Regions from separate parts of the Homo sapiens genome. Here region 1 is linked to region 2. The links are chromatin contacts, found by Hi-C or POLR2A ChIA-PET in ENCODE. All regions are on one chromosome and are shown on one strand. The core of a region is the stretch at or near the end of the contact, and the rest is flanking DNA. Distances in the headings are between cores, read along the strand shown. Region 1 overlaps PODXL (podocalyxin like). Region 2 overlaps LINC-PINT (long intergenic non-protein coding RNA, p53 induced transcript).

What was found. Hi-C counts contacts between places; a loop is a spot of excess contacts on that map. ChIA-PET counts read pairs that join two places held with the same protein, here RNA polymerase II (POLR2A). Pooled maps may share reads with other maps.
Region 1: a pooled map shows a loop between it and region 2 (3-fold over the local background). The contact joins two enhancer-like sites. A Hi-C loop is called at or near these places in 2 of 37 single-sample maps with no recorded cell type and 5 of 50 pooled maps. POLR2A ChIA-PET finds 5 or more read pairs at or near these places in 2 of 52 experiments (activated CD4-positive, alpha-beta T cell and activated CD4-positive, alpha-beta memory T cell).

The regions. Positions count from the first base shown.
Region 1 is chr7:131,501,611-131,504,310 of GRCh38, reverse strand. PODXL (podocalyxin like) reads left to right here. Exons shown (of 9, transcript NM_001018111.3): 9 at 1-2,700. Among named protein-coding and RNA genes, the nearest start is that of PODXL, 54 kb to the left of the region's middle. Within about 2 kb of position 1,355, at least 15 of the 41 ENCODE cell types and tissues checked have a DNase peak (open chromatin) inside an H3K27ac peak, as active enhancers do.
Region 2 is chr7:130,958,723-130,961,422 of GRCh38, reverse strand. The region is part of intron 5 of LINC-PINT (long intergenic non-protein coding RNA, p53 induced transcript); the gene reads left to right. Among named protein-coding and RNA genes, the nearest start is that of LINC00513, 47 kb to the right of the region's middle. RefSeq lists enhancers at 168-257, 811-900, 227-1,426. Within about 2 kb of position 1,387, at least 16 of the 41 ENCODE cell types and tissues checked have a DNase peak (open chromatin) inside an H3K27ac peak, as active enhancers do.

The DNA of each region.
Region 1 (2,700 bases), core at 106-2,605, 540 kb before region 2:
TCCGGTCTGCCGGTGGCCTCCAGCAGCACCACAGAGCTCCAGACCAACCACCCCAAGTGCCGTTTGGATGGGGAAGGGAAAGACTGGGGAGGGAGAGTGAACTCCGAGGGGTGTCCCCTCCCAATCCCCCCAGGGCCTTAATTTTTCCCTTTTCAACCTGAACAAATCACATTCTGTCCAGATTCCTCTTGTAAAATAACCCACTAGTGCCTGAGCTCAGTGCTGCTGGATGATGAGGGAGATCAAGAAAAAGCCACGTAAGGGACTTTATAGATGAACTAGTGGAATCCCTTCATTCTGCAGTGAGATTGCCGAGACCTGAAGAGGGTAAGTGACTTGCCCAAGGTCAGAGCCACTTGGTGACAGAGCCAGGATGAGAACAAAGATTCCATTTGCACCATGCCACACTGCTGTGTTCACATGTGCCTTCCGTCCAGAGCAGTCCCGGGCAGGGGTGAAACTCCAGCAGGTGGCTGGGCTGGAAAGGAGGGCAGGGCTACATCCTGGCTCGGTGGGATCTGACGACCTGAAAGTCCAGCTCCCAAGTTTTCCTTCTCCTACCCCAGCCTCGTGTACCCATCTTCCCACCCTCTATGTTCTTACCCCTCCCTACACTCAGTGTTTGTTCCCACTTACTCTGTCCTGGGGCCTCTGGGATTAGCACAGGTTATTCATAACCTTGAACCCCTTGTTCTGGATTCGGATTTTCTCACATTTGCTTCGTGAGATGGGGGCTTAACCCACACAGGTCTCCGTGCGTGAACCAGGTCTGCTTAGGGGACCTGCGTGCAGGTGAGGAGAGAAGGGGACACTCGAGTCCAGGCTGGTATCTCAGGGCAGCTGATGAGGGGTCAGCAGGAACACTGGCCCATTGCCCCTGGCACTCCTTGCAGAGGCCACCCACGATCTTCTTTGGGCTTCCATTTCCACCAGGGACTAAAATCTGCTGTAGCTAGTGAGAGCAGCGTGTTCCTTTTGTTGTTCACTGCTCAGCTGATGGGAGTGATTCCCTGAGACCCAGTATGAAAGAGCAGTGGCTGCAGGAGAGGCCTTCCCGGGGCCCCCCATCAGCGATGTGTCTTCAGAGACAATCCATTAAAGCAGCCAGGAAGGACAGGCTTTCCCCTGTATATCATAGGAAACTCAGGGACATTTCAAGTTGCTGAGAGTTTTGTTATAGTTGTTTTCTAACCCAGCCCTCCACTGCCAAAGGCCAAAAGCTCAGACAGTTGGCAGACGTCCAGTTAGCTCATCTCACTCACTCTGATTCTCCTGTGCCACAGGAAAAGAGGGCCTGGAAAGCGCAGTGCATGCTGGGTGCATGAAGGGCAGCCTGGGGGACAGACTGTTGTGGGAACGTCCCACTGTCCTGGCCTGGAGCTAGGCCTTGCTGTTCCTCTTCTCTGTGAGCCTAGTGGGGCTGCTGCGGTTCTCTTGCAGTTTCTGGTGGCATCTCAGGGGAACACAAAGCTATGTCTATTCCCCAATATAGGACTTTTATGGGCTCGGCAGTTAGCTGCCATGTAGAAGGCTCCTAAGCAGTGGGCATGGTGAGGTTTCATCTGATTGAGAAGGGGGAATCCTGTGTGGAATGTTGAACTTTCGCCATGGTCTCCATCGTTCTGGGCGTAAATTCCCTGGGATCAAGTAGGAAAATGGGCAGAACTGCTTAGGGGAATGAAATTGCCATTTTTCGGGTGAAACGCCACACCTCCAGGGTCTTAAGAGTCAGGCTCCGGCTGTAGTAGCTCTGATGAAATAGGCTATCCACTCGGGATGGCTTACTTTTTAAAAGGGTAGGGGGAGGGGCTGGGGAAGATCTGTCCTGCACCATCTGCCTAATTCCTTCCTCACAGTCTGTAGCCATCTGATATCCTAGGGGAAAAGGAAGGCCAGGGGTTCACATAGGGCCCCAGCGAGTTTCCCAGGAGTTAGAGGGATGCGAGGCTAACAAGTTCCAAAAACATCTGCCCCGATGCTCTAGTGTTTGGAGGTGGGCAGGATGGAGAACAGTGCCTGTTTGGGGGAAAACAGGAAATCTTGTTAGGCTTGAGTGAGGTGTTTGCTTCCTTCTTGCCCAGCGCTGGGTTCTCTCCACCCAGTAGGTTTTCTGTTGTGGTCCCGTGGGAGAGGCCAGACTGGATTATTCCTCCTTTGCTGATCCTGGGTCACACTTCACCAGCCAGGGCTTTTGACGGAGACAGCAAATAGGCCTCTGCAAATCAATCAAAGGCTGCAACCCTATGGCCTCTTGGAGACAGATGATGACTGGCAAGGACTAGAGAGCAGGAGTGCCTGGCCAGGTCGGTCCTGACTCTCCTGACTCTCCATCGCTCTGTCCAAGGAGAACCCGGAGAGGCTCTGGGCTGATTCAGAGGTTACTGCTTTATATTCGTCCAAACTGTGTTAGTCTAGGCTTAGGACAGCTTCAGAATCTGACACCTTGCCTTGCTCTTGCCACCAGGACACCTATGTCAACAGGCCAAACAGCCATGCATCTATAAAGGTCATCATCTTCTGCCACCTTTACTGGGTTCTAAATGCTCTCTGATAATTCAGAGAGCATTGGGTCTGGGAAGAGGTAAGAGGAACACTAGAAGCTCAGCATGACTTAAACAGGTTGTAGCAAAGACAGTTTATCATCAGCTCTTTCAGTGGTAAACTGTGGTTTCCCCAAGCTGCACAGGAGGCCAGAAACCA
Region 2 (2,700 bases), core at 138-2,637:
TCTAGTTTTGACTGTCTAGGGAGTAAAAAAAAAAAAGCCTGTCATCTTTCTGAATTAGGATATAAGACGCCTGCCCTGAAGGTGGCAAATCAGACTTCCACACGCATTGCCTTCATTTAGCCAATAGCCCGCTCTGAATGTGTATATTACGATGTGCAGTTTCATTCATCAAGGGGATTTCGGGCTCCAGCAGCACGCAGCCTCCAGTCTTGAGTGACTCCTGGGCTTTGGCTCAGCAGTAACTCCTCCATAAAAACAAGTGTGTGCATCTGGCTGTTAGAAGAATTCATGCTCATCCGGGTAAGGATAAACTGGAGAAATTATTCCTTTTTTTCCCTTTGGGTGGTTTTGAGGTTTTAGAAAAATTGATCCTCTCTTTGAGAAGAGTTCAGAACTATTTGTCTGAAGTTTTTCCATCCAAACTGCTTTATCGTATTATCCACTGTCTTACCCTTTTCCTGTGAAATCTACCCTCTTCAAAACATAGTTTCATTTTCAAATTTTAAAAGATAAGATTCCATTTTTCTTTCCGTGCATGAAACTTTAAAAATTAAATCACCACAGTTGCTACTGGCTTAGAAGTGGGGTCTTATATTTTTAGGAAGTATACTTTAAAAGTTAGGCAGAGGGGAAATCTATGTTTGCATTTGATTTATGAAACAGTGACTGTTACATTAAAGGGCGGATTTTCAGACATACTACTTGATCTGCTCTGACAAGCTATGAGCTCTCTCTCTCTGCCACTTTTCTCCCGAACTGTGTTCTAATGGTGGAATCAGCTCATCTTTTTTCCTTAGGCATGTGGTTTAGTCTGTGTACATTCAGCGCGGTGGCATTTTTCTTGAAGAAGTGACTAAGGCTTCTTGGATGAATTCTGTCTTTGAAAGAGGTAGTAGAATTGCATCAGAAAGGCATTTACAGTAAATGGCTACCCCCCCTTCCTGTAATGACCGCATGTGAAAGAATGCATTAATTCTTGTTTTGAGGAAATGAGAGTTGTAGAGTTCTATGAAAAACTCCCTTTTTTATCATTAGTTAGCCAGGTTTGAATGTTCACATTTTAAAAATCAGGCTCATTTTGTGCTATCTAAATAAAAGTCACAAAGATACAGCTTTCCACTCCATGTTCTATGTGGAGTAACCAATCATCCTGAACTCAAAAAGAGGAAATTATGTTGAATATGGCTACAGTTAATGGCATAAGCCTAAACTAAATTAATTTCTTCATAGTCTTTTTTTATATTAAGTTACTGTGCTTCCTAGCTATGTTGCTGATTTGTCCATCAGGATTTGATTCTCAGTGCGACGGACGATGAAGACTAAAAGGAAACTCCCATAGATGATCTGGTCAGGAGTTCTCATGGAAGCAGTACCGCCCCCTAGGTGACAGAGTGGAAATTTATGAGGGTATTCTGGTGGTACAATGAAGGATTTTTCTGGTTTTTTTTTGAGATGGAGTCTCACTCTGTTGCCCAGACTGGAATGCAGTGGTGTGATCTCAACTGACTGCAACCTCCGTATCCTGGGTTCAAGCAACTCTCCTGCTGCAGCCACGTGAGTAGCTGGGATTACAGGCCCAAGCCACCACACCCAGCTAATTTTTGTATTTTTGGTAGAGACGGGGCTTCCCCATGTTGGTCAGGCTGGTCTCAAACTCCTGACCTCAGGTGATCCGCCGGCCTCGGCCTCCCAAAGTGCTGGGATTACAGGCATGAGCCACCTCGCCCAGCCTAATGAAGGATATTTCATGAGTGAGAGCGAGAGAACTTAATGTCCCACAGTAGAAAAGAGATAAAGAATTGCCCTGTAGTACACATGACTTTCAGTTATCCTGTTGGACATTCGTGTAGGGAAAGATCAGTTTATAATTTTCTGAACCTAGACTTTATTTTTTCATAAAAATGCAAAATAATTTTTGCATACTTTTAATATACACAGAATAGATTCATTTTCATTCTCTGGTCCACCTATACTACTTCTTTCATTTTCCTGCACTTTTAATATGGAAAGCTTCTAATCTGACTTCTCTTAAATACAAGCTTCTTCTTTATAAGTAAGTTACAAGCATCTATTTGATTACATAGTTAATTGTACCTGAAAATTATTTATATAATGAAATGTGAAGTATTTTTTATTATAAATTGCTTCTTTTAGATTATCTTTTATGTACATTTAGGATATTCATGTTTTAAAGCTGCATGTACAGTAGTTAATATTATCAACAAATTTGATTTTAGAGTAGTAAATGGGACATGACAGAATTTTTTTGTCATATAAAGAGAGCTATGAGAATAATGGATAGGGTTTTGAACCAATGAACCAATCCGTGCCTCAGCGTTTAAGGAAGGAGGGTATGCAAATTACCCAGATAGGAGGGATGCTTATCTTCTTCATGAAGTTCCCCAGGGAAGATTTCACGTGTACCTCATTAATTTGTATTAGTATTTTGAAATCTTCATAGTAAGCTAGTTCTTCTGTATTAATATTTTCTAGGAGTCTTCATATGTCACTCTAAAAACATGACCGGGCCAGGTGCAGTGGCTCATGCCTGTAATCCGAGAACTTTGGGAGGCCGAGGCAGGTGGATCACTGAGGTCAGGAGTTCAAGACCAGCCTGGCCAACATGGTGAAACCCCGTTTCTACTAAAAATACAAAAATTAGCTGGGCATGGTGGCAGGTACCTGTAATCCCAGCTGCTC